Linked DNA regions of Homo sapiens: region 1 is linked to region 2. A link is a loop called in an ENCODE intact Hi-C map of the cell type or tissue named here. Cell type or tissue: Panc1. All regions are shown on one strand. Links, peaks and the distances in the headings refer to the core of each region. The heading gives the core; the rest is flanking DNA.

Region 1 (15,549 bases), core at 4,251-12,250, 190 kb after region 2:
ATGTCAAATTATTAAACATCTATTCAAATAACAAACAAAATTTGTTTTTGGTATGATCTTTATAACCAAAGGATATCATTCCAAAACCAGAAGAACCACGTCACATACATCCAGAATTTGGTTGCCAAATATATCCCAAGGGGCAATGCACTATGCATTGAATGATCGAAAAAGGATCTGTAAAACACAAGTTTTATAAAATATGAGCTCTATATTTCATTGTAAAAATGAGTATTTATTTAAATGAAAATGACACACATTTTGTATAGTAAGCATTGGTTTCACCAGAATCCAGAGTTCAGGATGCTCAATTTTTCATAGTAATCAATAAAAATTAGTTCACAGCTGAAAGACTCAGCAAGATTCTGAAGTTCCTTTTAATTCCCCCCAAATTTAAATTACATTCCATATACTTTTCAGTTTCAGAATTTTAGCGCACTCCTATTCTCTTAAAGTCAATAACTGACTTTAGTATATATAGTAGCTATCATCCAGCATACTATTCACCAAAGATGTGTCAAAATTTTGACAAATGAATCCAAACCAAGCCTCACATTTTTCTCTGTTTCATCATTATTTCTCCTTACCTATAACACTCCAGCAAAAGTTGGAGCACATCTTTTCAAGTAGAATGAACTGGCCAACTTAGTGAAACTGAAGAGTTGTGTTTTTAATACTTAAAATTGGGGAAAAACAAACATTAATCCATTTATTAAACATGAACAGAATCAACTATCCATATAGGCAGGAGGTCTTAGTGACTTCCTATTTATACCCCTTGGAGACTCTAGAAATACTAAAATGAGATTCACTAACTAGATTTAAGCCACTCAGCATATTATAATACTAGTCATTCTCATCTCTGTGTGAATTATTTTCAGAATTCTTTTCTGAAATGCAAGTGAAAATAAGATACTAAAGGACTGGAAATTAGATGGGAAATTCTGGATCACACACCTGTCTAGGTTTGTTGGATAGGTAACTTTAGAGCAATGAGACTTAAGAATAAGAAGAAAACGGAATGATCATGATGTTTAAAGAAAAAAGAGGGAGAAAATAATCTTAAAAACTCAGCCGACTTCACAACTATGCTTAGACTTTACCTTGCTACTAGAAATAAAACCTCTTCCTTGCTTATTGTTTATGCCTTATTTTCTACAGGAAAATATAATTCCTATAGAAAGGCGAGCTCAAGTATTGTAATTACCTGGAAATTAACAATATGTATGTTAGAGTTCAACAGACTCAAATTCACTTTTACTGAAATATTTCAAATATTTCTCAAACTATGTTTTAGTGTTAAAAATTATATGCTAGCTTTTATCATTAAAGTGCCTCTGAATCATTTTAATAACATAACAATGTTTAAAAAATCTCATATTTCACATACAGATGTCTAAATTATTTAAATAAATTAAGATCAAATGTACAACATACAAACATTAATTTTATACAAGAGTACAAATTATATTATTTCATGTACAGTTTAAAATATAGTTAAAAACAACACACTTACTTTGAAAGAAACTGTACTGTAGCCCAAACACCACCATACATTAGCCCTTTAATGAGCCAAGAATCAATATTTAGGTCTGCTATAAACCCAACCAGCCAAATAACTAGGAAAGGAGTTCCTAACATTACTTTCTGCCGAAATTCCTGTATAGAAACAAAAAATTAGAAAAGTTTTTGCATGTTTCAAGTAATCTCAATCTGAATCATTGTTACCTTTGTGAAGGCATGCAACAGCGGGTGAAATTCATTCACTCAAATTTGCATGCTATGTATCAGTACTATTCAAGGTGCTGGTGTCTGTCTTCTGGAGACAGGCAATGAACAATTTTAAATAACTTTGCTAAAATTGTGGAAAATAAGAACAGAAGTTATAGCAGTTGGTTCTATATGGTTAAATATAGAAGACAGTACTACCTGCTTAACACATACACTGGCTAGCAAACAGTTCATGAAAAATACCACCCCTTTTTAACAGGGGCACTGATAACCAGGGAGACAAGGACAACTAGAATGACTAATAGTATAAGAATTATAACACATAAGGAAACCTGAAGATGCTTGCCTGGAGTAGACATTTCAAATGATAAATAGTATATTAAAATCTTAAAATGAGATAAAGAATAAAAGCAAACAATCCATAGGCTCCTAGAGTTCACTGAATGAAGAGATGTGTCTCTGAACAAAGATCAAGGCAGAGTGCTCAATACTCCAAAGGTATTTCCATTTCATTTCTGTACTGGTCTGGTTGTTAAAGTCCATACTTGTAAGTATAAAACCTACATAACTCCTGGTAACTTCTATCACAATTTTATCTTTATAGCAACCAAAGAAAGTCTACTGCCTCTTCCATGTAAGAGCCCTTCACAAACTTATAGCCAGTTATCAAGTCTCTGTTCAGTTACCTTAGGTCACAAAACTATGTAAGATATTCAAGGCAGGGCATGGTGGCTCATGCCTTTAATCCCAACACTTTGGGAGGCCTAGACGAGAGAATCGCTTGAGCCCAAGAGTTGTAGGGCAGCCTGGGCAACATGGCAAAAACATGTCTCTACAAAAAATACAAAAATTATCTGGGCATGGTAGCACGCACCTGTACTGTATCCCAGCTACTCGGGAGCCTGAGGTGGGAGGATTACCTGAGCCCAGGGAAGTCAAGGGTCAAGGCTGTCGTGAGCCTGGGCAACAAAATGAAACCCTGTCACACACACCAAAAGAAAAAAGAAAACCCCAGCTGTGGTCTAACAAAGCAGAGTATGAACACTGCTTTCCTTACTGAATATTTATCTTCCTAAAAGCTAAGGTTATATTACACATTTTTAGCACCCCTTTCATACTATCAGCTTCCACTGAAATAAGTGGGATTTTTTTTTTTCATATAAATGACCATGTCTTCCCCAATTTGACCACTGTAATTCATTTTCTGAACTAAATGTGTAATTTTAACTTAGAGTAATAATTAAACATCAATTTCAGGCTTTAATTTTATGCTGCAGCAAAATAACTAATCCAATTCTTTTTTCTAATAAGTATGAACTTTATATCAAGACATTAGAGAAGATTTACTACTCAGGAGACAGAGAGTGTATGGGTACATAAAATGGTACTATAAAAATATAATGGTAATGTGCTGCTATGTGAGAAATCTATTTTCTCTTATATTAGGAAAATTTTCAACTATATAGTAAATGTGAAAGAATTATATAGTGAAGTCTATCCACCACCTAGATTCAGAAGCCTCTTTTTAAATTAAACTTCTTATTTTGGAATAATTATAGATTCACACACAGTTGTAATAAATAATACAGACAGATCCTAAATATCCTTTGTCCCCCAATGGTAACATCTAGCGTATCACAGTAGCATATCACAACAATGGTAACAGTAGCATGTCACAACCAGGAAACTAACCTTGATATAGTCCAGCTACAGAATATTTCCACTACTTAAAAGGATTCCTCATATTGCCCTTTTATAGCCAACTTCCCTCCTACTCCCAAATCCCCTCTAAATACTAATTTAAAGATGTCCCTCCAACTTATTAAGAAGATTTATTTAACCGTAAATATGCCTGTCTAAAATCCTTTTACTTAATATTCTAAGTAAAAAATCTAAGATATTTAAAATCCTTTTACTTAATATTCTAAGTAAAAATCTAAGATTTTTTAAATTGTTTTCTAAAAATATTGTCCCCCTTTCTTTTTTTTTTTTGGAGATAAGGTCTCACTCGGTCACCCAGGCTGGAGTGCAGTGGCATGATCTTGGCTCACTGCAGCCTCAACCTTCCGGGCTCAACCAATCCTCCTGCCTCTGCCTCCCTACTAGCTGGGACTATAGGCGCACCACCACGCCTGGCTAAAGATTCCATCTTTATCTGTCTACCAGCAGTATTCAAAAATATTTTCCCCCTTTTGGAATGATATTTTTATTTTTCTTAAGGGAATGACTTTTTAAAATAAAACACTATTGAGTCTTAGGTGTCACTACTTTCTTTTTTAGTTTTAAATATAAAACACACTTCACAGGCTAGCAAATCAAAACATGTTAATGACTGAAACTTTTCCAATGTGACATGGAAAAAGAAAGAACAGTCTACATAATTACAGATGCTTAATCTCACAGGTCCCCTAATCATCATAATTTTTAAATATATGATGGTTACTTTCAACCTTTAAATATCACTCTCCCAATCATCATAGGCTTTAAAAGGAACCTTTATAAAAATTTTAATATATTTAAAGCTACTAATGAAAAAAAACAGGAAAGAAACTCCATTTCTGAACTGACCACAATCGTATACAAATGTTAAAATTGCACTAAACTTTTAATGAAGTTCTTTTTAAAAAATCATATCCAAACACATAAACCTGATGTATAGTTTAATAATGCCATAAGTAACTTTACATATTAATGCAACATCTAAAATTTGTAAGTCATTTATGACTATATGTGTGTGTGTGAATATACATATATAAAATAAAACTTCAAAATATTCACATTCAACAAAACGAAAGTGCCAATATTGTGGGATTTTCCAAAGTAACACAAGATTTTTTTTTACTAGCCTAATTATCATAAGACAGCCATTTTTCACTCTGTTGAGCAAAACTGCTCTAAATCCTAGAAAACTGAGCAACACAAAATAAATCATTTTCTATATCATATCTAATAATTAAACAGAAGAGTTAACATGGCATGCAAAAATTGTTCATTAGTCTCAGCTTATAGGGCTGAAAACAGCCAAGTTTATAAACTATGAATCTAATTCTTCTAAGTAACGGACCAGGGGACTTTTCAACTGATTAAAGAAGTCCAAACTCCTATAAATAAAGGAGGCACTGCTTTCAAGACTGCTTCTCTTTATCCTAAATTTGTCTTTTTGCCTTGGTAACAGATAGATCAATATTAACTTTAAATAATCAACATTGCCACTAGAACAGCCTAAACACGATATACAAAAGATGGTACTCAAAACTTAATGCTACTCAAGTTGTGATTACTGACAAGTTAGCAGACATCTTGACAATTATTTAGGTACATAAAGAAACTCTACGGCAATTAACTTCTTTTTTGTGGGAAATAAGATTGTGCAGAACCTAGACCCCCTCTCTGGGGGAAAATATTCTAAGTTTTAGTATCATATAATCAGGCAACTGAGCCAACAGTCATACAATTTAAAACTGAAGGTATATGGATGATCTAAAATGAGTTTTCCATAGAAAGGTCAAGAATATAAGCTCTCTGAAAAAAGGTATACAACATATCACAAAAGAATGCAAAGCTCAAGTTAGAGCTGGAGTTGTGAGTAGTTTAAAAAGATATGTATTAGAACTAAGCTATTTCACAATTTATTATCATACTAACAAACAAGCATTCACTAGAAAAACCTTTATTTTTATCTATTACTTAACAAAGGCCAGTTGAATCAATGAACCAAAATGTACACGAGTAGCCGATGGAGATTTAAATAATTTCATATATACCCATCCTTCTTAATTATTAGCCCCAAAAGGTCACCAACCACGTAGGTAAGAGCCCTTGGAAACTTTGTTATTTACCTTCATTTATTCTGAGTATAATAATATTTTAAAAATTACATTGAGAAATGCCAAAATTAAAGGCTGTAAATACTCGTGCTAAGTAAGTGTTCCTAAGAATCCTACTTAAAAAATTATATATCGAAAATCTTCAGCTGGGCGCGGTGGCTCATGCCTGTATTCCCAGCACTTTGGGAGGCCGAGGTGGGAGTATCACCTGAAGTCAGGTGAAGTCATCTGAAGTCACCATGGCCAACACGGTGAAACCCCATCTGTACTAAAAAAAAATACAAATATTAGCTGGGCATGGTGATGGGCACCTGTAATCCCAGCTACTCAGGAGGCTGAGGCACAAGAATCACTTTAAACCGAGAGGCAGGGATTGCAGTGAGCCAAAATCTCGCCACTGCACTCCAGCCTGGGCAACAAGAGCGAAACTCCGTCTCAAAAAAAAAAAAAAAAAAAAATCTTCAGTTATGAGTTTACCTTATCAGCTTTCAGCTTTCTAAGGAAGGACGGATTGTCATATCCTTTTGCTTGCCTTGCCTCTTGTAAGTGGTTGATCATCCACACATTTTTTCTCTGTTTTGCCAAATCAAGCGCTGATTCGCCCTGATAATATAAACAGAAGAAATTCCTATTAAAAGTTTAAAAGCAGGCTATCTTAGTTACCTTTAAAGAACTTCTATAAAAATTAATTTACTGCCCTATTAACGTTGTTTTGACATTGTGTAAATTACTAAAAACACCTGCATCATTACATGTTTCTTATTACGCTTTCCCAAAGAATAATCACAAAATGTATTTTCTCATCATATTCCGTAGATTTTATTTTTGCCTGTATTTTGACATATTAGAGAGCAAATCAAAAAGTAGGTATTTTAGTACCTGCTGGATCAGAGGCTATCACTAAGTTTATCAGTTATTTCATATTCTTTAAAAATTTCATTAGTAATAGTTATTGCTACAAAACACCTTGCTATAATATCAAGTTGCCAGAAATCTCTCAGTTTTATTTCAACAATGATAGGAGTCTTCAGAAGAGAATAGGAAAGAAAAGGAAAAGTCAGTCTCTACTTCTACCACTATTGTACTGGCATTCTTGATTTATATTCATTCACCCACCCAGAAGTTTCCAAAGTAAACGAGAAATGATTTTAAAAAATAGCAAATTCAAGTTATGAATTTGTATCTCCCTTTAATCCTAAGAAAAAGAATGCCAGGGAATTTACATGATAGGAATAAAATGTATCAAAGTAAGAAACAAATAAGCATTCCCAATTTTAGGTCTATGCTTCTTTTTGCCTTAACTAATTTAAAATTTAAAATCTTATTTCTCCTTTTGCAAATTAGTCAGACACCTACATTTCCATTTATTTAATGTGTTCCACTATTTATCTACTTCTTCAAATAGAAAAGCAAAACTTTAAATGCTTACCAAAGTTTCAAGAATGTAAAGATGAATATTCAAAATTACTTTTAAAAAGTAAAACCACTGAAATTTTATTTCCAAAAACAAGGTCAAAAAGAATAAAGCAATAAAGAGCCTTGGGGTGCCTTATTTATGAGGGATGATTACTTATTAAGTATAGTTTATTTAATATTATAAAATAAAAATAAACAACAAAATAAAACACACCACTGCCACCAACAGCAACAACTATTACAAAACAACAAAAAGCCCAACCAATCCTTTAATATAAAGATCAATGGTATTTAATAAGAAATGGGCTAATCTAGGAGTCTTCCACAAATAGGGATATTTACTTTAAAATATTGCCTTACCTATTCCAAAATTCCATCACCTAAGTTGTCAGAACCAGCTAATTAATCCAAACTATAAAGATTACCTGAATAAAAGCAATCCCTTGGGTAACAACTCCCCGGGAATATCCTGCAGTTGCCTCGGTCCAGCTGAGCATCCCTTCCACTAGAGGGCCATGTGACACCTAAGGATTGCCTAGACAAAAAGATTGAGGGAGCTTTAAAATATCTTTCAACTACTCCTCCAGTCATCTAACTATTTTTGTATAGTTCTTTTATTCAGCTGGTAAAATAAACACTCAATTCATTTAAAGAAGTATATTAAAACCAGGGTTCTGAGTTAAGTCTATATCTATTTGATCACTCCATGTCTCAGCCAAAATAATAATATTAACAATAGCAACAACAGCAAGAATCTACATGGAGTAATTATAGACTATGTAACTGTTAATAAAAGAAATCATTCAAAGGTTTTGGTCAGATAAACATTATGGTTGGGGGTAAGATCACTCAACATTTCACCTACGTAAGGTTGAATTTCATCGTCAAATTTTAAAAAAATTTTTCCTTGGTGACCATTTAGGTCAGGTATTTAAGAGGTAATACAAAACTATTTTCTAAAAACAGTTTCTTACCTCATTTCAAGAGGTCTTTCAATACATTAATGAACAGAGCTCAGTAATTTTATATTCTGTACAAGCTAAAAACTATGCCCTTTGATAATTTTAGAAAGAAAAGATTATAACTGCTTGTGTAGCACTCAGAGATTAACTGTTCCTTCCAAACTCAATTCATCTAAATTTATCAGTATAACCAAAAACATATGCTAAGGATTATTATTTTTTTAATCACAAATGAGATACTACCACAAAAGGGATTACTGGGTAGGCCATAATTGTGTTTTGTTTTTTATTCTTAGTATTCCAAATCATTTGTTTCCCCTGTTGTTGCTTTACAAGAAGAGATTTAAAGCTATTTCATGTAGCTATTATCTAGGGGCTTGGTTCTTAAATTCTTTTGAGTCTTTTCTGATGACAGCCACTTTTCTTCCTCCCAGAAGAATGCTGATACAAGTAACTTTTTTTCAACAATTTCAGGGGTCCATGGACCCACACCTCCTCCAACCAAAGTCTACTGGGGGGACTCCAGATAAAAAAACCTAGGGTATACAGCTATTCCTGATCCTTCCAGAGATGAAAACAGCAATTTTAAAGTTACCTATCATTTAGTATAAATTGTCTTTTTTTTTTTTTTTTTTTTAAGACATAGTTTCACTCTTGTTGCCCAGGCTTGAGTGCAATGGCACGATCTTGGCTCACTGCAACCTCCACCTCTCAGGTTCAAGCAATTCTCCTGCCTCAGCCTCCCGAGTAGCTGGGATTACAGACATGTACCACCACGCCCGGCTAATTTTGTATTTTTAGTAGAGACAGGGTTTCTCCATGTTGAGGCTGGTCTCGAACTCCTGACCTCAGGTGATCCGCCTGCCTCAGCCTCCCAAAGTGCTGGGATTACAGGCATGAGCCACAGTGCCCGGCCTCATTTAGTATAAATTGTCTTTAAAATAAGTTCTATCTTGTTTTGATAAAGGAACGTTTGTTTATACATGAAAAGAACTGAGTAACTAATATGTGAAGGTAAATCTCTAGTTAATATAAAGAAAGATTTCTAAGACACTTAATCATATATAGAAAATAGGTATTTTAGGGAAAGGGGATCTTATAGAATTATTATAACACAAAGCGTAATTTTTCATATTCTTTGAAAAATATAACTTTTTATAGCTATTAAAGCCATAGCCAGATTTGCAGGCTGCATCTTATCGTTACAATCCACTATTATCAACAAGATTCTTTCTTAAGACTTAAAAATGGAAAAAGCATAGGTATAAATAAATTTGGTTAGATTCCTGGACAAATATTCTAGGTATTTTTTTAAAATAAATGTTTCCTTTTCAAAATTGGCAGCAATTTAAGTTTACTTAATTAGCTTAATAGTTCACACGGCTAAGACACCACTTCAAATTAAATATTACCAAACAGAACCAATTCCTATCACCTTCATCCCAAAAAGTCCTTCTTCAGTCTTCACAATCTCAACATATGATATCACAAGACGCTCAGTTACCCAAAACAAAACCTAAGTCATCAACGATGGTTTCTTTTATCCTCACACCTAATCTACCTTCTTATTTCTACTTTAAAATATCCTCTCCAAATCCAGTCATTTCTCTCTACCTCTACTCCTCTGATCCTAGGCTAAGCTAACATTATCACTTGTCTGATTTATTGCAACAGCCTAACTGATCTCCATCTTTTCCATTTTCTTAACTCTTCAATGCATTCTCCATACATCAACCAAAGTAATGTTTAAAAAATATTTAAAACAAAAAGCAGATCATATAATCAGCCTACATAAATCCTTTCAAATGTTTCCCATGACTGAGAATACAATTAAAGCTCTTTATTATCGCATTGCATGATACAGCACCTGTGTTTCTCAAGTGACTTCACCATCTTGCTCACTGTACTCTGGCCACACTGTCCTTATTTCTGCACCTCAAATACTGCAATCTTACTCCTGTTTAGGACCGTGCACTTGCATGTTCCTCTACAAGGAAAATTTTTTCCCACATGTCTCTGTATAACTGATCCCTTCTCATTACGTAATTCTGAAAGCAAATGTCATCTCCTCAGAGGCATTCCCAAATCACTCTCACTGGATGTGGTCCTTCCATCCCAGTCATTCTATCACATTTGCCTTTTATTATTATTCACTTACTGGCTGTTTCCTCAACAGAATGTACATTCTGAAAGAATAGAGACCTTATCTGTCTTGAACAATGTGACTCCCCACCACCCACCATTGAATAAGAATTTGCTGAACGAATAAATACATGGTTTCTATTAGAAGGTGATAAGACTTAAGTATGTTGGGAATGCCTCTGAGGCAGATCCCCATTTTTAAAAAAGGCATTTGATACTCATTTCATCTTTTTAATTACATATAAAGTGCATTTTAAAACAAAAATCTACTTTGTCACCAGTGTAGATACAGGTAATTTTTCCCCTGAAAGTATAAATGTTCCCTGAGCAAATACAATAATTCCTTAGACTTTATTTTCTTTAGAAGTACCATCACTCCAGAAGCTACCAGGGAATTACATGAGAAAAATTTTTTGTCAATAGCCAACCTCTATTACATGTGACAGATAAAGTTAAAACATTAATAAAAAGAAAATAACTGGAAAAAAATGAATTTAAAAGCTCTAAGGTACAATAATTAGCTCAATTATAGACACTGTAGACTCTGGAAAGTATTCGCATGAACTACAATAATAGTTAAGGAAGTTACATTCTATTTCATTGTTTCTTGGCACCAAATAATTCTTGTGCCTGAACCTATAAAACATTAAAAATACAAAGTTCAAAATCATTTAAATAATTTTAAATATCTCTACTCTTATCATTAACTTTCTGTTGAAATTTGCTGTAGATTATTCCTTTTACTAAGAGTAATTTAAAAGTTTACGCAATGGCTAATGAGAAGTACAAGTCTTCATTATTTACTTGAAAAGACATTGAATTTAAAAACATACCTCAAATCCCAATGACTGTGACTGAATTTAACCTAATTTTATATGAACAGAAAATAAACTTTTAAAAGCTCTAAAAATACACACTACTAGTTTCAAACTCCAGAACTGTGTAGTCATCTTACTGTCATAATTCTTTGGTATTACTATAATTTCAGTATACTGATATGGCTATTGGCAGAAGGTCTACAGAGTCTTACTATTTGCCAAACTAAAATTAATCCTGTTTTTTCAATAATACTAAGTATCTTTAAATGTATTCCTCGTGCATGATCACCTTAGGAATGGCTGTCTGGTAGCAAAGATAAAAAAAAGTAGTAACACTCTGAATTCAGATAAAAAAACATGAGGTAATCTCACATAATTTTCTTTTAAGTATATTGATCAGGTTTAGTCAAACTTCTCTTTTCTTAACCTTCAGACCTGGGATCAGCCAATTTACTCATTCCAGTGTTATAAACTTTTAAGAGCATCCTATTTAAAAACATTCAAAAAGCAAACATTTCTCTCTATAATTTCTGAAGTGGCAGAGGTATCCCAGCAGTCATGAAAACTACCTTAGGTAAAACTCAAGACTACATAAATCTTCATTTACTCAGTCAGTAAATACCTAGAGTGCCCATCGCTTATCAGGCACTATGATATGCTGACTTTCTTCTTTCCCTATGTTTAGTGGCAGATATGGAACTATTCTGATCACTTTTGTTAGGGACAAGAAGACTTGAAATTTTTTTAGAAGAAAGAAAAATATACATGATTTTATCAATCTCTTATGGTTTCCAATATTAATTTACTTTTAACTAAATGTTTGTAATTAGACTATTTCTAAAAATTGATAAGCTTAACAAATTATGCTCCATAAAACTAGCCTAAACTATTTTATTTTAGAAGTTTATCCTTCTCCTCTTAAAGTAACTGAATCAAGGAAGAACAAACTATTCCTTGGAACATAAAGAGATACCCTGATCCAGCAGGAGATAACCTACTTTTTGATTGGCCATTTCAGATTAGTATGTGTCCTGAACCCCCTTCATATTTAATTAGCACATATCCCTTAGAAATTTAAGAAACATAACACAGAAAATACTATAAATTATAGCCAAAATTAAAGAACATTTGTCAATGGGTATAGTTACTTATGAATGCATATGATTAAAAGATGATGTTTAAAGTAATTTCGCAGAACGAGTTCGTTGCTGAAAGACATGGTGGATCCTGAGGCTTTAAAAATGAAAAGAAATAACCAAAATTTTGAGACTAGCAATAGAATCTTATTGCATGTATTAATAAAATGTTTACTGATTTCTAAATGTTTAGAGTGCAAATGTTAATTGTGCTTGGCTCTTAAATAATGTTGTAACTTTTCCTGGATTAGTCCACCATGGTGGGGTGGGGGTCCTCCTATCAACACCATAAAGGCATTTATCAAATTTAAATCTCTTGATCTTTAAAAAAATAAGACAATAAAATAACCAAGTCAAAGAATTATTAAAATGTATTATGCATAATGTGGTTTAACTGTAAACCTGTATTGAAGAAGTTTCTTTCAACTCTGACAGTCTATGAAAAACTTGTTTTATTACAGAATTCACATATTAGCCACATTTCATACAGTATTATCAATATAGAATATTTTTACCTTGATATTCTGGGCATCAACATTAGCTCCAGCTTCCAGAAGAAGGCTAATGACTGTGGTATTCCCTGCTAGCACTGCCCAATGCAGAGCAGTGTTTTTGTGATACTTGTCACCAAGGTTAACTGAAACATTGAATGTTAAAAGCAATCTAGTTGGATCCACACTGAAAAGGAAAAAAAAAAAAAACAAACAACAACAACAACCCTAATTTCAATTATAGAAATCATTACAAATACTAAACTGATTATGCTTACAGTAGCATTCCATTTTGGAACACTTCTAACCTACTCAACAACTTTAAAATCAATAATGAGACAATATTCTAATATGAAGTATTAAGTATGTATGACACCATATAAAATAATATATTAATAGTTTCAGGGGATAAGCAACTTGGTCCTGATATTTTCTATTTTTGACCTAGAAATGGCATTAATACTTATACAATTCAAGAATAACACTTTTTAAAATTTAAATTTGGAGTCTTCCAAAAGTGATCTAAGACAACTTACTAATTAATAAATTTGTCAATATGTAAATCACATGAAAAAATTAATTAATTTTTAAAAAAAGATAACTTCTTTTCTTAGATATTGTTAAAAGAGAAACAGATTAAGGAAGCTCTAATCAGTGAGGGAGAGACAGCACAGAGATACCAGAACATCCAAAATGGTAATTTATATATACTATAGTCATAATAAAAACTGTAAATATTAGTGAGTATAGTATTAACTGCTTTTTCCTCTCTCTTACTTCATATTGTATTATGCTGAAATGGCCTAAATAAGTTTTTTATAGTCATTACATACCTATGTGTTCTATATGCTGCCCACATTAAAGGCGTCATTCCATTCTGATCCATCATATCTACATCCTGATAAAGTAAAAAGAAAAAAAGTCAGACAGTTAAATTATAAGTTCCTAACCAAATTTGCTTGGAAAAATCTAATCTATATATAAAAGGAGAAGCGAATATAATACTACTCAATCAAGGATAATGTATGAAACTTTCTTTCTTAACTTTAAAATGAAACTCTTGTCACTATATACTCTAGTGAACATATATCATGCTTTTACATTATTCCCTTTTAAGATGTTTTAATCAGCCTTTCAATGTTTCACATTTAAAATTCTTAACCTATTCTGACCTTTCAACCACAAAGGATAGGTTAAGTGATTAAGTTTCTGAAAAACTTGTTTATACTAATGCATAAGAGAGAACGACAAAACTGTTTATTCCTAGGCATTTCAAAACAAAAAATAAAAAGAACTGACATTTTAATATACTCAGTTTTTACTGTTACACATGTACATTTTTAGAGTTAAATGATTCTGCAGTTTGTGTGGAAAAAGCAACACACTAAAGCAATCCCCCTGCCTTACTTCCCACCATTTTCACCATTTTTTGGCTCATTATTTTTATATTTACCTCCATATCTTTAAATAAGATGTTTGAATTGCTACTTCTTGATTTTTCAGTTTCAGGCATTATTCTGAAATTCCTTGGTACAAAAAATCTGAATTTTTCTCTTTCCTCTCTGCTACATCACAAATGCACGCCTTTCCTATTCTTTCCTCTCAAGAGATCTATTGTAATTCTGGTTCATATAAACATTTAATACTTGATATGTATTATTATAAATATGCATAAATACTATTCCCAGCCAAACCATGTAATAAACCACTATTTTTCCTCTTCTACTCAATTTTTTGCTTTCCCTGGCACCATCTTTCCCCCACTACTACTTAGTTTTTAGCAAATTATAACTAAAACTTCCACCTATTAAACCGAAACTCTTTCCTAGTTATCTAATTCTCCTTGCGCAAGACTTTCTGATGTATCAGGGACTCTTATCAGTTTCAATGCTCTGAAACTACCTTTCCTAACCCACTCCATTCTGAACTGATTATCCTCTATGCCTGAAATGTGTGTCTCATTAACCTGGAGTACTTTGAAAATAAAAATCATCTCAAATCCATCTTCGTATTCTCAGTGCCCAGCAGAGTAGATGATCGAAAACCATTTATTAAAGGAAAAGACATGCTTATCTATCTACTTTTCTAGGCTTGGCTTTAGAATAAGACATGGTTTTGACTTCCTAGCTCCATCATATAATTGCTATGAGATTGTAGGCTAAATTACTTTAATTCTTAGTCTTAGCTTCCTCATTAAAAAATGTGAAATACAAATAACTTCATAAGACTTCTGTGAAGATTAAATAATGTGTGCAAAGCATCTAGTCAACAGCTGAGAACATAATGGATATTCAATAAATATTAAGTTTCTTCTTCTTCTCTACCCCATCTCCCATTCCTGAATTACATTAAGCAAGCAGTTCTAATCCAAGTTGTGTTACCTAATTCACCAATCAGTGGAGAGAGCAGAGAGTTACAGTAAGCACACTGTAAAACACTATCTCTATGCATCAGTTCTCTGTGAGCCACTGTTAGCAATAGGAATATGTCTCAAATGTGAACATTATCTAAGCATATTGAAGAAAAAAAATCTGAGAACCACTACATTAGATAAGTAAAGCATTTCCTTGGATGTCATTAACTTAGTCACTCACCATGCATACTGTCATAGAATGTTATGCCTTATCCATTACAAATCCATTTCTGGATTTACTTTAATAGTGTTGTCAGGAATATCTTCTGCAACCTCACTCAACATTTCCAATATGCAAGTACATTTTTTAAAATAATCCTGTGGCTTAAAAAAAATATGTTTTCTGAAGAAACAACAAACTTCCTTATTTCTTATATGAGAAGTAACTATTGTGACTTCTTTTACTCCTAATTTCCGTAGGACCTCAACCAAATTTCAGGTCTAATTAAAGCAAGCATGTAAATTCTTATGTTTAAGTTTCTCCTTCTTCTTAGTTGTGTTTTCATATCCTTTTTAAAAAATGATAGTATTAAAAATATCAATAAATAAAAAAATGTAAAATCATGGCACATCTCTAGAGTACTAAAAGAAAAATGAAATTCAACCTTTTCTC
Region 2 (15,549 bases), core at 2,784-10,783:
TGTAGTTTAATATGCAATGGCAACATGAAAATAGTACAATAAACAGAAGCTTCTCACCAAAATCAAACATTTTATGCATAGCTCTATTGCACCATAGTCGTGCTAATTATTTATTTACTCAATAAACATTCATGGTTCCTATGCAAACAGAAGTAGCCTTGGTGGGAGGGCATTCTACCCTCTTTTTTTCTCTTTAATAACGGTAGAGAAATCTAGAAACTTAATGCCCAATGGAACTTTAAAAATTGTCTTATTTGTGCACCTATTTTACAAGGAGGAAATCGAAACAAGGAAATTAAGTAACTTGCCCTGCATTAAACAATAATTTAACCACAAAGCTGAGACTAGAGCACAAAACTCCAAATTTCCCAGTCCTGCACCCTCACCCCTATGCTATGCCACTTACCAAGCTAAGACAAATTGTTTTAACAAATGTGATAGGTGTAGTCCATACAAACCCATCAAATAGGTGATCCATACAATTCCCAGATTGTATTAATTTTACAGACCACACACTTGTATGTGCAGGAAGTTGTAATTTTATTATGCAGACAATCCTCTCTTTACATAGTAATGCAAGACCATAAAAACAGTCATGCATACTGAAAGTGTGCAAAGCAATCTTCACATTTGAACTGGTCTTGAAAGATGCCTATTAGATTGCTGGGTGGGAGGCGTTTTAAGCCAAGTGATTGCTGCAAAAGCATGCATGCATGCATAATTGCAATTGTTCTGTGACTTCTTAAATTTTTATCAAGATATTAAAAATTCTCTTACTGTTGGCTATAGAGAAATGAAAAGATATTAAAACTAATATTTAGTATATAATTTATAGTATTAGAGAGATTGAGAATTAAAATGTTTTGTTTCTTTGTAAAAACTTATCAAGAGCAGCTTGAAGAACTCTTACCTTCTCATCAACATATAACTTACGATAAGTACTGAACATCTTTTTTATGCCTTGGTGAATTGTCATGTTCCTTTCTAAGTTTGGATCAGCTTCCAACATTTTATCTTTTACACTTTTGATTGCAGAAAATATCTCCAAGAGTTCATTTAATGGATAGTTTTTACAGACATCTCTTCCTCTGGGGCACCTTCATGGTTTTCATCACAGCCACATTCCTCACAGGTTGATACATTCACCCTAAGTTTCCGTAACTGCATATCTACAGTTTCTCATATGGTACTTCACTTTCATCTTTACTGGCCAATTCTCTCTTCTGATTATTCATTTTATTAAATGTCATGTGTCTAACGCTAGGAAACAAACAGGCAACATTACTCCATGCTTTGCTGTCTACATGAAGAGAGACTTTATGCATCAACAACAGACTTTGAAATAAATGACGGCCGGGCACAGTGGCTCATGGCTGTAATCCCAGCACTTTGGGAGGCCGAGGCGGGTGGATCACGAGGTCAGGAGATCGAGACCATCCTGGCTAACACGGTGAAACCCCATCTCTACTAAAAATACAAAAAATTAGCCGGGCGTGGTGGCAGGCGCCTGTAGTCCCAGCTACTCTGGAGGCTGAGGCAGGAGAATGGCGTGAACCCGGGAGGCGGAGCTTGCAGTGAGCCAAGATCGAGCCACTGCACTCCAGCCTGGGCGACAGAGCGAGACTCCGTCTCAAAAAAAAAAAAAAAAAAAAAAAAGAAGAAGAAAGAAATGACATGATTGCTTGTTGGTCATGATGGGCATCTGTTATTTATGTAGAGAGTGTATCATACTAACTAAAATCTGAATCATATTATTAGAAGATTGATATTATTTAACCCATGACAACTGACATACATGCATATTAGAACCAGGCAAAGCAAGGGCTGCCTATATATATATATATATTTCTGGGATTGAAATTAATTTCTATTTTAAGCCCTCATTCTACCTTCTGGCAGAAATTAGTCTCATTCAATTCAGCCTCCACTCTACACACAACTCCCTGAAACTCTCTAGAGGCAGTTGAAGTACTTTTAGTGGCAAGTATTTGAAAACATAATTCAAACAGGCTTAACAATAAGGGGCCTTGTTGGCTTACATCACTAAAAGCACAGAGGTAGGACAAGGACTCCAGCTCGTTTTCGCTCCAGTTCATTTGGTTCCGCTTTGCTCCATATGTAAGTTTAATCCACAGGCTGCAGCCTTCTCTTCAAAGGAAGAGAAGAAAACAACTTATCAAAGTTCTTCCAGAGGGGTAAGAACTTTCTCAGAGTTCCCCAGTAAGTATCTCCTCAATTGTTATTGGTCCAAACTGGGTTCCGTACCCGTTTCTACACCAAGTTAGGTCCAGATAGGATTATCTTTATTCCATGTCGACCTACCCTGGAACTGAAGCACACGGGCTCCTGGAAGCTGGGGGAGGAGGAGGGTAACACTTGACCAAAAATCAGGTTCTGTTAGAATGGAAAAGGCATAAAACAGATGCTAGCTAGCAACAGCAATTTCGCTACAGCCCTGAACCCGCTTCCTACAGTCACACATCAAGCCATGAGCAAGGGTAGACTGGTTCTCAGTCCTTACCTGTTCAAATTGTCATCAGCTAAGATGTACATTTTCCCTTCTGCTCTTTGGCCCCAGTTGTCCCTTTTGATGTCACGGCAACTTCCTTGGGCGCCAAATCCACTCCCTGGAATACCTGGCCGGGCCTTGCTCGGCCCCCCTCATTGGAAGGCAAGGCCACTCTAGGTCAGCTGGCTCTCAGTTCAATGTTACCACGGCACTCACAGCCCTTACGAAAGCTTTCTACTGCCTTCCTTACTCACCGCCCAGGGGCCCGGGAGAGGCTCATGAGGCTGTCTTGGCTTCTTTCTGCCAAGAAAATCGTCTAGGGTGGGACTAAGCCACAGTTTCATTTCCTGTGAAGTCTGCCCCCTTGGAGCCGCCATTTCTAAAGCTGCAACTTGAAAAGCAATTAGCTTTTTAAACCCTACAAGGCCACTCTGTGAAGCCTTTCAATTATGTTGTTGGCATAAATCTTAGAGAAACTCTTGTACACAGAGAGACAGGTATAACAGTGTTTATTGTGCCATTGTTTGTAACAATCAAAAGATATAAACAAACTGAAGTTCCAACAACAGGGATAAATAAACTGTGATCTCTTTCCATAATGTACTACTACTAAATAGTTTAACTGAAATAGCTAGATCTATATGTAACAACATGGATATGTCTAAAATATATACTGCTGAGTGGAAAAAGCTGTAAATATAGCAAAGGTTAACAGTTGGTAATTTTGGGATATAAATTCTCATGTCTTTTTTGTATTGATCTCTGTATTTTTCTGTATGATGGAATAAGTTGTAAAATTAAAATGAATACAGTTGACCCTTAAACAATGAAGGGGTGGGGACTGTGACCTGCATGTAGTCGAAAATCTAAATATAACTTTTGACTTCCCCAAAACTTAACTACTAATAGTCTACTGTTGACCAGAGGCCTTACCAATAACATAAACAGTTGATTAACACATATTCTGCATGTTGTATGCATTATATACTGTATTCCTATGATAAAGTAAGCTAGAGAAAAGAAAATGTCATTAAGAAAACTATGAAGAAGAAAAAATGTATTTACTATTCATTAAATGAAACTGGATCATCATAAAGATCTTCATCCTCATCATCTTCACATTGAGTAGGCTGAGGAAGAGGAAGGAGAAGGGTTGGTCTTGCTGTCTCAGGGGTGGAAAAGGCAGAAGAAGTGGAGAAGGTGGAAGGGGAGGCAGGAGAAGCAGTCTTGCTGGGTGTAACTGTTTTGAAAAAAAGTCCCGTGTAAGTGGACCCACACAGTTCAAACCCATGTTGTTCTAGGGTCAACTGTATTTTTAACAATTTTAGAAAATGATAACCATCTGTTTACTATGGTTATCAACAGTTCCTAGATTTTGGATTTTTGTGATAAGTTATTACATTGGCTTGAAGACCTGTGATCTCTTCCTGGAGGAGGTGTGTACATCCTTACCATGTTGAACTCAAGAGTGGCCATGAACTTACTTTTTCTAAAGAAACTAGATGGAAATGATGTGTGTTCTCCTGAAACAGAAGTTTTGAAAGACTGCTCATGGTTTACAAGATCTTGTTTCTCTCTCTGCCAAGAAACCAGATGCTCCAAATGGGCTGCTCTGTTACTGTCTTGGGCAAGAAGCAGAGCTGTAGCCAATCTGCAATGAACAAGGACTTGTCTTCAAGTTGTTGAGTTTTGGGGTTGTTTGCTACCTCGACCTAATTTAGGCTATCCTGACTGGCATAATTTAATAATAATAATAACTGAGGGGACCAACACAGCATGGCCAACATGGGATTTTAGAAAGTCAGAGCTTTCAAAATCATTGCTAACATTTCCCAACACCATCTTTTGTTGTTGGTTTGGTTTTTTTCGGGGTTTTTTTAGTGCAGAAGTTATTCTAGCAAAATAATAGTGACTTAAACTCAGTGAATCCAACACTGAAACCTTAACTATGCCCCCTCGACCCCTACCATGGCAGCTCATTTTGGCATCAGCCTTATGAAACGCTTCCTTACAGAGAAGCTTTTGGGATAAACCAGTGATTTCAGCATCAGTGTGGAAAGACTTTTCAAAGGATAGATCTATACAGATAATTTTAAGGGGATTAATTTATTTATATCTTCAAATTCCATCTGGGTGCATCTCTAAAATATATTTGCCTAGGTAATCTCTGGTCAACTGTTAAGCTAGTTCTCTGTTCCCATTGCCCCTTTCTCTAAATTTTCCCTCTCATTGCAAAAGAAGAGCTTACCTCCCATGCAATTGAAGGTTACAAACATTCCCTGTCTGGGGTATAGAAACCTCTAGAACATCCATCACAGGGATGATTTGAAATATTGTCTGTGCTGAAAGAGTAAATTATTCTGATGACTGGGCACCAAATCCTGCTGCAGGTCCTGTAGTTTCCGATTCCTTGGCTGTCAACAACCTTGAAGCAAAACCTAATCAATGTGTCTACTGGTCATTAAAAAAAGAAAATTATTTAAAGTATAAGTCGGCTGGGCACAGTGGCTCTCGCTTACAATCCCAGCACTTTGGGAGGCAGATCACCTGAGGTCAGGAGTTCGAGACCAGCCTGGCCAAAATGGTGAAATCTCATCTCTACTAAAAAAGATCACCTGAGGTCAGGAGTTCGAGACCAGCCTGGCCAAAATGGCGAAATCTCATCTCTACTAAAAATACAAAAATTAGCCACGCTTGGTGGTGGGCACCTGTAATCCCAGATATTCAAGAGGCTGAGGCAGGAGAATTGCTTGAACCCGGGAGGTGGAGGTGCAGTGAGCTGAGATCACGCCACTGCACTCCAGCCTGGGCGACAGAGCGAGACTCTGTCTCAAAAATAAAATAAATTTTTTAAAAAAGTATACATCATTTAGGGCAAATAACTTGGAAATTGTTCTAAAAATTCAGTTAATGCTGCCTAATAAAATTTCTTCCATACTTATTTCTGTGACTGAAGTTTCTTGAGGCTTACAACTAGAGAAAAATGATAAATATGAATAGTATCGATGCTGACCCTTGTCTCATTCTAGCAATAATATTCATCATGGATATGTAAACTAATTTTTAAAGCTTCATATATCTCAAGTATTAATTACTTTTTAATGTTTAATAATTATTTTAAATAAATTTAAATAAAGTAAATAAAATTATTTTCAATAAATATTTTAACATTTGTGTTTCAATCAGTTGTATACTTAAAAATGTAGATAACTAAAGCCTTGTGGTCAACAGAAAAAATTATAACTTAACTTTTAATTTATATTTATTTTTGTTATAGAGAAATATATATAGTGTTTTATATATACATAATATTAAATATAGCATTATATATTAAAACATAAATGTGTGTAAAACAGAATTTAAGTCTATTGGGGAAATGGAATTCAAATATAAGACCAAGGAGGAAAAGGAATTATGTGAAAATTACTCATTTATAAAAGCTTTTTTGTGTAATTTAAAAATAGCTGATGGTGAATATCAAATCCCACTGGTATTTAAATTCCCTTCTATACATTTAAAGGAGAAATATAGCAATTTTATTTTGAAATGTCAATATTCATGAACCATAAGAGATTATATTATTTACAACCATTTAAACTTATAATTAAAATGTTTACATATCAACTTAAAAATGTGCCATAAGTTTTCAAAATTATTTTCAGGGGCACGTGAGCAAAACCATCGGAAGGTCTCAGAGATAGAGCTTCTTATACCCATCCCTCAGCTCCCGCTAGGCTCCCCGCATTGTCCACACGGTGGCAGTAGTGTCTGTGCAGCCTGACGGATTTCCAAAGCTAGAAGACTTCTAAACCATTTCTATATTTCATTTGCAATCAACGTGTTAAATAAACAGTTTACATTTCCCTTGCATTAGAGCAATAAATGTCCACTGTGACTTACCACTGCTGAATTTCAAAATATTTCATTAAAATTTCCAGTCATGTAACAAATAAATAGCTATAAATACCAGAGCTACATAAATCACTTTTCACCCACCTGGGAATGAGCCGGACGTTAAATTCATTTTTACACTCCTCCCTGCTTCTCTCTTCCCCACTGTTCACACAGTGTCTGCCCACCCCTTAGCTTCAGTTGCTAAGCAACTGAAAGAGCTTTGTTGTTCTTGAACACTAACCATTAATTGCCCTCATTTTCTCCAATGAGAACATGCCTGCAGCCCAAATTACCTCCTTTTCCTGAAGAACAGACCAAGATGCTTATAACTTATGCTAATCATAAGGCAAATCCCATCCCAATAGAGAAATGCAAGAAAAGGAAATCCAGAATGCTTGAGCAACTCTGAACATAGTACACAAACACTGTGCTCATAAGGGCCAATTTTGCCTTATTTAAAAGATTATGATTGTATTGAGCACCTATTATATGCTAGGCACTATGCGAGTGCTTAACATGCATTATTTATTTTAATACTCAACCCCACTTTTTGAAGGTTTTTATGCCTCAGAATGGGACAACTTTTTAAGATTGAGTTGGACAAAAGGTAAATTGTTGTTTTAAGGAAGGGGAAATGGGAATGGAAACTGGCTTACCAGTTAGGAAAATCTGGTTTTCTCTCTTTTTTTTTTTTTTTTTTGAGACGGAGTCTACCTCTGTCGCCCAGGCTGGAGTGCAGTGGTACGATCTCGGCTCACTGCAAGCTCCGCCTCCCGGGTTCACGCCATTCTCCTGCCTCAGACTCCAGAGTAGCTGGGACTACAGGCGCCCGCCACCACACCCGGCTAATTTTTTGTATTTTTTAGTAGAGACGGGGTTTCACCGTGTTAGCCAGGATGGTCTCAATCTCCTGACCTCGTGATACGCCTGCCTCAGCCTCCCAAAGTGCTGGGATTACGGGCGTGAGCCACTGCGCCCAGCCAGTTTTCTATCTTAATTTTTACTTTAATTATCTGGATTGGAAAGCTCAGGCCCTTAGAAGTTAAATGACTTGCCTAGATTCTGTCAGAACCTAACGCCATTGTGGCACATTGCCTCTAGCTCATATTGGACACAGAATGATGTGGGAATTACTATCTTTCAACATCTTTGCCCAACATGTAGAAATATGATGAAAATTTCTACATTAAAATTCTGGTAGTCTCTTGATGCATGAAAGAAATGTTTGCGGTATGAGGGGAGTTGTGACCCCAGTTTGAATCTTGCTTTGCCACTTGTATAACCTGAGAAAGTTCCCATCTCATTTGGGGCCTCAGTTTTTCCTCTGTAAAAATAAAGGTAAGTACTATCTACCTCATAGGAATGATTTGAAGATTAATGTTGTATATTAATTGGAGTATGTTAAACTCCTGTAACAAATGGACTGCAAAGTGCATAATGGTTCAAACACTATGCAGGTTTTCTTCTCGCTCACCTTGTAGGGCAAGGTAGGCATACCTCATCAGCAGCATGCCTCTGCTTCAGGGGAACAGGTTGACGGCAGTTCTGCGGTCATCAACACAGGACTTTCAAGATCACCTAGGCATCATTTTCACCCAGGGAAGCTGGAAGCAGGGAAAAGGGGAAGGAGCATATTTGAGAGGCTTTTGGAAGTCAGACCAGGAGATGGGACACGACTTCCACTCACATTCCATCAGCTGGTACTCAGGCACAGAGACACAGCCATCTGCAAGAAGCTGAGAGATATAACCTGCCCGAGTGCCCAGAAGAAAGGAACCCAGAATTTGGAGAATACCTAGCAATCTCTGCCAAGGGTCATGTTTCTGTAATCATTTCTTACTATGCACAGAATAAGAGTTGAGTTAGTGTTAGCTTCTTCCCTTCTCTCATTCCTTTCTCACTTTTTCTCTTGCTATCATCCATTCTACTATATAAATAATATTTCTCATATCAGATATTACCATTGATCACAGAATGAAAACTCTTCAAATGATATCAGAACAGCAAAACAGAGATGAGATGATTTTTATAAAAAACAACCTCTTGCCAAGAAGGGATTTAGGTTTACTTATATTTGTTATTTTAATTATGATCATAATTACCTCTTTTCTAAGACATCATTGGCTACAGAATACTTGACTTGCTAAACTACAAAATAAAGAAATATTCAAAACAATACTGGATTCTCCATGTTTTATTTTGTAAATATTCTAGAATGTCATAAATTCAAGTGTTTGAGGGGCCTCTCGAGATCAATTTATCAAATTTTCCCTGTTTAGAGGTAAGAAAAAAATAAGTGTAAATGGAGGTGACACCCCTAAAATCACAATGCTAGTCAGTGGCAGGGCTGAGGCTCTTAACTTTTGGTCAAGATTATGAGGAAAATGTATCTAAAGCCCTTATCAGGGCTCCAGAGATGGTGATAACTATTGAAGAGGCACATGTAAAGTGCTTTGCAAATCTAGGGCAGCTTAACAGAAGCATGGACATAGCTGATTTCCTCAGTAGGCTGATGCAAAAATACCAGTTTTATCTAGAAACAATATCATTTTTGGTTGAAGTCATTTATCAAATTAGCTACACAATTTTAAAGCAAGAAAAACAATTAAGAGAGTTCACATTTGACAGGGAAATAAAGTGAGAATTGAGGAAAGTCCAGATCAGGGTGGGAGAAGAGACTGGGGAAGCAAACCTAAGGGGAACAGGAGATATTTGCATGGGATGAGACAAGATGGTGGTGGTGGTGGTGGATGGAGCTTCAGCAGCCAAGAGCCAGCATAAAGGCTCTGAATAGCTAAGAAGGAGAGTCTTTTTCACCTTACTTATTAAACATGAGAGTTTACATGTCAAAAAAAATTAGAAGACAGGTAGATAAATGTCATCACCCCATTTTAAAGACAAACAAATTCATGCTTAGAGAGCAAAATGATTTGCCAAATAAAAAAGCAGAGCTAAGACTTGACCCTGGGTCCTTGACCCCAAATCCACCAATCTTTCCACTAACATATACTATTTAAAAACTGAAAAGTGACTTACCAAAGACAAACTCTATTCACTTCATGATTTCACAGTTACAGACCATGATAGATTGATCATAAATATGGCTCCTATTCTCTACCCACCCCGTTTATCCATGCTCATTGCAACGTGACTTGCAGTTCTTCCTATCAGCTGGTAGAGTCTATTTCCTCACCTCTTAAACCTGGCTGGCTTTGTGACTTGCTCTGGCTAACAGAATATAGCAGAAATGATGACATCAATTTGAAGCCAGACCACAAGAGAACTCATGTGCTTCAGTTTTCTCGTCTTTGGATTTCTGCCTCAACCCTGAGAAACTGTCTGGGCTAAGCCAACTGGAAGATGAGAGAGAGACTACTTAGAGTGGAGTAAATTCATGCCAGGAGCAACCTTCCTCAACCAGATAACAGAAAACACATGAACAAGCCCAGCTAAATTAGTAAAGCACAGCCCTTAAAACAACAACTCTTGGCCGGGCACAGTGGCTCACGCCTGTAATCCCAGCACTTTGGGAGACCGAGGCAGGCGGATCATGAGGTCAGGAGTTCCAGAGCAGCCTGGCCAATAAGGCGAAACCCCATCTCTACTAAAAATACAAAAATTAGCCGGGCATGATGGCAGGCGCCTGTAATCCCAACCCTGGGCAACAAGAGCGAAACTCCATCTCAAAGAACAAACAAAAACTCTTTATTATTATTCCCTAGTCTACTGGGCGGGTCTGTTTATCTTAGAGTTCTATCAACTGTCTATTCCCAATAGACTAGTGAATAATAATAAAGAGTTGTTGTTTTAAGCCACTACATTTTGGGGTAGTTTGTTATTCAGCAACTGCTAACTGATACAAGGGAAACCTGGCATTCAGAGCCAGATTGAGCATCAGGCTAGCTCAACAAATCCACAAAGATTCACCCAAGTATTGCAGGAACATATATGTGTGTGAGAGAGAGAGACGAAATATATACCAACTACCTCTACTTTCCACAGCTATCTTTTGTAACTAGCAAAATGTACGTTGCTCCTGCTTCTGGGAAAGTAGAAATTATTACTACATAAAAAACAGAAATTACTCCTTTTAGTCACAACCACACCACCATTAAATAAACATTTAATAAATACCTAAAAACATTGTTGTTATTGTTGTTTGAGACAGAGTCTCGCTCTGTCACCCAGGCTGGAGTACAGTGGTGCGATCTTGGCTCACTAAAACTCTGTCCCCTGTCCCCTTCCGGCTCAAGTGATCCTCCTGTCTCAGCCTCTCAAGTAGCTGGGACCACAGGTGCTGCCACCACACCTGGCTAATTTTTTGTATTTTTTTGTAGAGACAGGGTTTCGCCATGTTGCCTAGGCTGGTTTCGAACTCCTGAGCTCAAGTGACCCACCTGCCTTGGCCTCCCAAAATGCTGGGATTATAGGCGTGAGCCACCACACCCTGCCAAATATCTAAAAATATTAAACCAAAGGGCACCAAGTAATCAGATGCCCAAGGTGCCCCTATGTTTCTGTTCAATCGCCTGCTTTGTATATATAGATCATGGTATAAAAATGCTCCTAGAAGAGTATACTAATTGTCCTCATTTCCTCGAAAAATATCAAAAGCAAATGACAAGAGAAGTACTTTTCTAGTCCAGAAATAGAAACATTAGGGCTTTGAGAGGTAAGATCAGGTCAAAATGCGATGGCTGAAAAGGATGTCTCATTCCTCCCTATCTTTAAGTCTCCCTTCCTTCCTGAACAACTTGCCCTGTGTAAGAGACTGGCCTGTAGAATATCAATTCCAGATACCAACTCATCTTTAGACTTTGCTGAGTTTGGAGTTTGGAGGGTCAAGTTTCAAGAAAACCAGGTGAAGTCATTTACGAGCTAGGCAAGAGTGGAAATTCCATATGGTTTCTGACTTATAAAAAGTAAAATAATATTTTTAAAAAACTATCTTCTCTACTTCAACTTGTTTTCTTAAAGTATAACCTTGTCTTGTGGTTACTCTCTAAAGGGAAGTATTTTTAAAAGTCTTCTCTTGAAATAAAGTTATTCAAGTTCAAACTTTTGGTCTGTGTCAGCAAGTATTTGCACATACTGTTTGCCAGCAGGCTGTTGGTGCCATACAACTAACTGAAGGCAGACTGCCTTTCTTCAGACCCAGGTTGGACGGAAAAATGGAGAATAATTCTGACAGTTACATTTTAGATCTAATTAACATGGAAAACATTTAAACAGAGTGTAAAGAGCTCAGTTCTCTCATGCCAGAAGCCAATTATTTCCCCCACTTAACATGAGAAGGGATTGTTTAGTGGTTAGGAGCATGGGTTTGGGATTCCAGGGCTCTGCCATTTACTTGCTGTGGGACCTCAGTTTTCTCCTCTGTACAATGAGGATAATGTTTGTGTCACAGAGGTATCTTTAGGAAAGTGTGCCAGGTATGTAATAATAAATAGCTAATATTTATTGGGGTGGGCACTGTACTACTGTACTAAACGTGTGACATCTTCTGTTGTGTTTGAGGCATTAAGCTTTTGGGTTTATTTGGTACAGCAGTTTGATCTGCCCCAACCAATACAGCTGACAAGTGCAGAGTAAAAAGCCAAATATGTGAGTTGAATGGTGTGAAATGCTAGTGGGATCAATCAGTGATGGCCCAATATCCCACCTCCAGGAGGGAAACGTATGTAACAGGCAATAGAACAAGGAGCCAAGGGCATGCTCTTTCATTTCAGACAAACTTGGCTGAAGCCCCGGCTCTGCCACTGACTAGCTGTAAGGTAGCAGTTATATCATTTAACCTTGCTGAGGCATGGCCAACCCAAGTGTAATGTGGGGATGATAATAATCACCTGAGGTTTTGCCAGGATTGAATGATGTTATGACATAAAGTACTTAGCACAATTAATAGATTTCATAACAGTAATGCTATGTCAGTATGCCAGCCTATGGGTGGGAATGCTCCTACCCTTGCTAATGGGCTGAGCTGGTGATACCCACACAGTTCCTTATTCTTCAGTCTTCCTTCTTGTCTCTGACTTACTTCTCCTATCCTTCTTGTTCCAAGAGTAGTCCTCCAGATGTAACAGTAACAATAATTAGGGAACCACTTTTTATCACATTCCATCTGGATTCGATTAGATTTCCAGTCCTTGTCATTCTTCCTATGATACTTTTGCACTTCTCTTTAACATATTCATTCATCATGAGTTATCTGTGTCATTTTACTAATCGAACACTAAGAGCAAGATTATTTGCCTTTTTCCATGTTCTGATGCATACTTCCAGTTCTAATACACAAGTAATGACTTTATTCTCAGCCCCAAGCACTAATCACATATATTCAGTTCAAGGCTCACATTACTTATCAGTGGGAGGAAGCCCAGATGGAAAATATTTTCACAAGCCAGCTAGCATATTCCATGGAGTGAGAAGAACTCTCAGCTCCACTGACAAGTAATGTCTACCACTAGAGAATAGCCTCATCTGGTCAGGCACAGTGGTTCACACCTGTAATCCCATCACTTTGGGAGGCTGAGGTGGGAAGATTGCTTGAGCCCAGGGGCTCGAGACTGGCCTGGACAACATGGCGAAACCCCATCTCTACCAAAAATACAAAAATTAACCAGGTGTGGAGGTATGCACCTGTAGTTCCAGCTACTGGGGAGGCTGAAGTGGGAGGATCACTTGAGCTTAGGAGGTTGAGGCTGCAGTGAGCCATGATCACACCACTGCCCTCCAGCCTGGGCGACCAAGTGAAACCTTGACTCAAAAAGAGAGAGAGACAGAGAGACAGAGAGAAAGAGAGAGAAAATAGCCCCATTTGAATTTTCTAAATCAGACCTGGCAATGATATCATCTATATACTCTACATCACTTTGAAATGAGGATGTATGTAAAGCTGCCATCTGTCTTCATTTGTCCTCACGAGAGTCTCAGGATCAGCCAGACAAAAAGATGATCTCAAAGGGGCATACATCCCCTCACTGAGGCTGCTGCTGCCATGAGGAGAATGTCCCTGGATCTTGAAGACTTCCTTTCTCCTAAATTCCACTTTTTGCTAGACTCTTGGGGTACCATAGTTTTATAGCAGTCTGCAGAGTAGGCAAGGAGGGTTAAATCATGGATTTCTCCCCTTTCTGCTGCCTTCCCCTTACACATATCCCACTAGTGCCATCTCACTTCAGGCCATTCAGTGGTGTGTCATTCTCCAAAGGTAAAGTACCATTCTCATTGTTGAATGCTGTTTAAGTATCTCTACTTTGTTTTGTGTCAGTATTTCTTACAATGTACTAGATAGCGCAATCAATAGGAGTGCTGATTATTCATGAAGGCAATCCTGCTCTTTTCCATCTTTTCAAGTATTGAGTCAAGTCCCTTAGGTTTCTCTGGGGTCTAATGTCATGGTCACAACCAGACTTCCAAGTTCATGAATATCTTCCATAACATATTAAATTGTACTCCAGTGCACTATTTTTACTTGACTAAATTGGCACTACTTGCTTACCCCGTATGACTGTTACAGTATTTCCTGGAATGACTTCAACGTTTATTTCATTGTAAAATGCTACAAACCACATTCTGTTCACAGTAATATTCAGCTAGCACTTTAACTCCAATATGCCTGGCACACCTAAACTTCTCCTTTCTCTTTTCTCCCATTTTAGTGCTCTTCAATAGCTGAGATAGAAAAGGAAAGGCAAGAGTTATTCAAATCAGTAAATTTAATTTCTTGGAAAAGTTATACATTTCATGTTCTTCTGATCTACAATTAAACCAAAGTTTTACTGGACTCTTTACTAAAGTTCAGAGGAATTTAGGTAGCTGTATGTATTTCTTTTTTTTTTTAAGCAATTTCTCAGTAGTATACATCAGGAGTTGGCAAACTGAAGCCCAAAGCCAAATCTAGCCTGCAGCCTGTTTTGCAAATAAAGTTTTATTAGAAAACAGCCTTGCTCATGTGTGTACGTATTGTCTGTGGCTGCTTTCACACTTCAACAGCAGAGTTAAAGGCCCCCAAGATCTAAGATATTTACTATCTGGCCCTGTATGGAAAAAGTTTGCTGACTCTTGCTATAGACGAAAGACTTTAAGTGAATCAATTTATGTGTTTGAGGCTGGGGATGGGATGAAAAAGATAATTTCCATTTAACTGAAAGGCAGTTTAAGATTTCCCTCCTGTATTGGGTTGAATAGAATTTCCCTCCTGTATTGGGTTGAATAGAATTGAATTTCCATTTAACTGAAAGGCAGTTTATACTTGAGATTTCCCTCCTGTATTAAATAGAGTTCCCCACCTTCATGTCCCCTGGAACCTATAAATGTGAGTGACCTTATTTAGTAATAGGGTCTTTGCAGATGTAACCAAGTTAACATGAGGTTATACTCAATTAGCGTGGGCCCTAAATGCAACAACACGTGTTTTTATAAGAAGAAGGAGATTTGGAGACACAGAAGAGACACACTTGAAGGAAGACCATGTGATGACACAGGCAGAGACTGGAGTGATGCTCCCAAAGCCAAAGAATGCCAAGGATGCCAGCAGGCATGGGAAGCTAGGAAGAGACAAGGAAAGACTCTTTCCTAGAAACTTCAGGGGGAGCGTGGTTCTGCTGACACCTTGATTTCAGATTTTTGGCTGCCAGAACTATTAGAGAATAAATTTCTGTTGTTTCATGTCACACAGTTGGTGGCAACTTGTTACAGCAGCTCTAGGAATCTAATACATGTTTAATTGACATTCTGGCTGTGACATCTCTAGACTACTTTTCTGTTTTACTGTGAAAGGAAGACCAAGTAACTAATGCAATTGTAGGTCACTGATGCCCAGGAAATTTTAAATATATATAAAGATGATATAAAATAATTTTTCAACTTTGTTAGGGTTGGATTATGGTAGAGATAAGAAAAGAGAAAATAATTCTAAAATTAAAGGGGAGAAATCAGACAACTAAGAAAGCGTATGCTTTCATAGTGTTCACATTTTCTATCTCTCGGAACCACACAGTGAACATTCTCTCCCCACTGGGCTTTCCCTTCTGCTTTGAACGCTGTTGCCCTGATGTGTACATTGCTCATTCCCTCACTGCCTTCAGTTCTCTGCTGAAGTGATACCTTGTTAAGGAAGCCCTTCCTTGCCACCTCATATCTCA

Evidence for each region. Peaks named below come from ENCODE experiments on the same cell type or tissue, not always from the same donor. Only the 100,000 strongest peaks of a DNase experiment are listed, where the experiment ranks them.
Region 1: a loop joins it to region 2, with 3 times the contacts of the local background. A loop is called at or near these places in 17 of 110 quality-filtered maps.

What each region holds. Positions count from the first base shown.
Region 1 is chr12:76,813,018-76,828,566 of GRCh38, reverse strand. It overlaps ZDHHC17 (zDHHC palmitoyltransferase 17), which reads right to left. Exons shown (of 17, transcript NM_015336.4): 6 at 13,357-13,421; 7 at 12,548-12,710; 8 at 6,036-6,161; 9 at 1,517-1,659; 10 at 77-177. Among named protein-coding and RNA genes, the nearest start is that of ZDHHC17, 57 kb to the right of the region's middle. In Panc1, for the core only: CTCF peaks have their summits at 7,250 and 7,471 (motif pointing right); a DNase peak (open chromatin) is centred at 7,516.
Region 2 is chr12:77,001,841-77,017,389 of GRCh38, reverse strand. No RefSeq gene overlaps it. Among named protein-coding and RNA genes, the nearest start is that of E2F7, 56 kb to the left of the region's middle. In Panc1, for the core only: a CTCF peak has its summit at 6,257 (motif pointing right); a DNase peak (open chromatin) is centred at 6,329; H3K27me3 peaks cover 326 bases.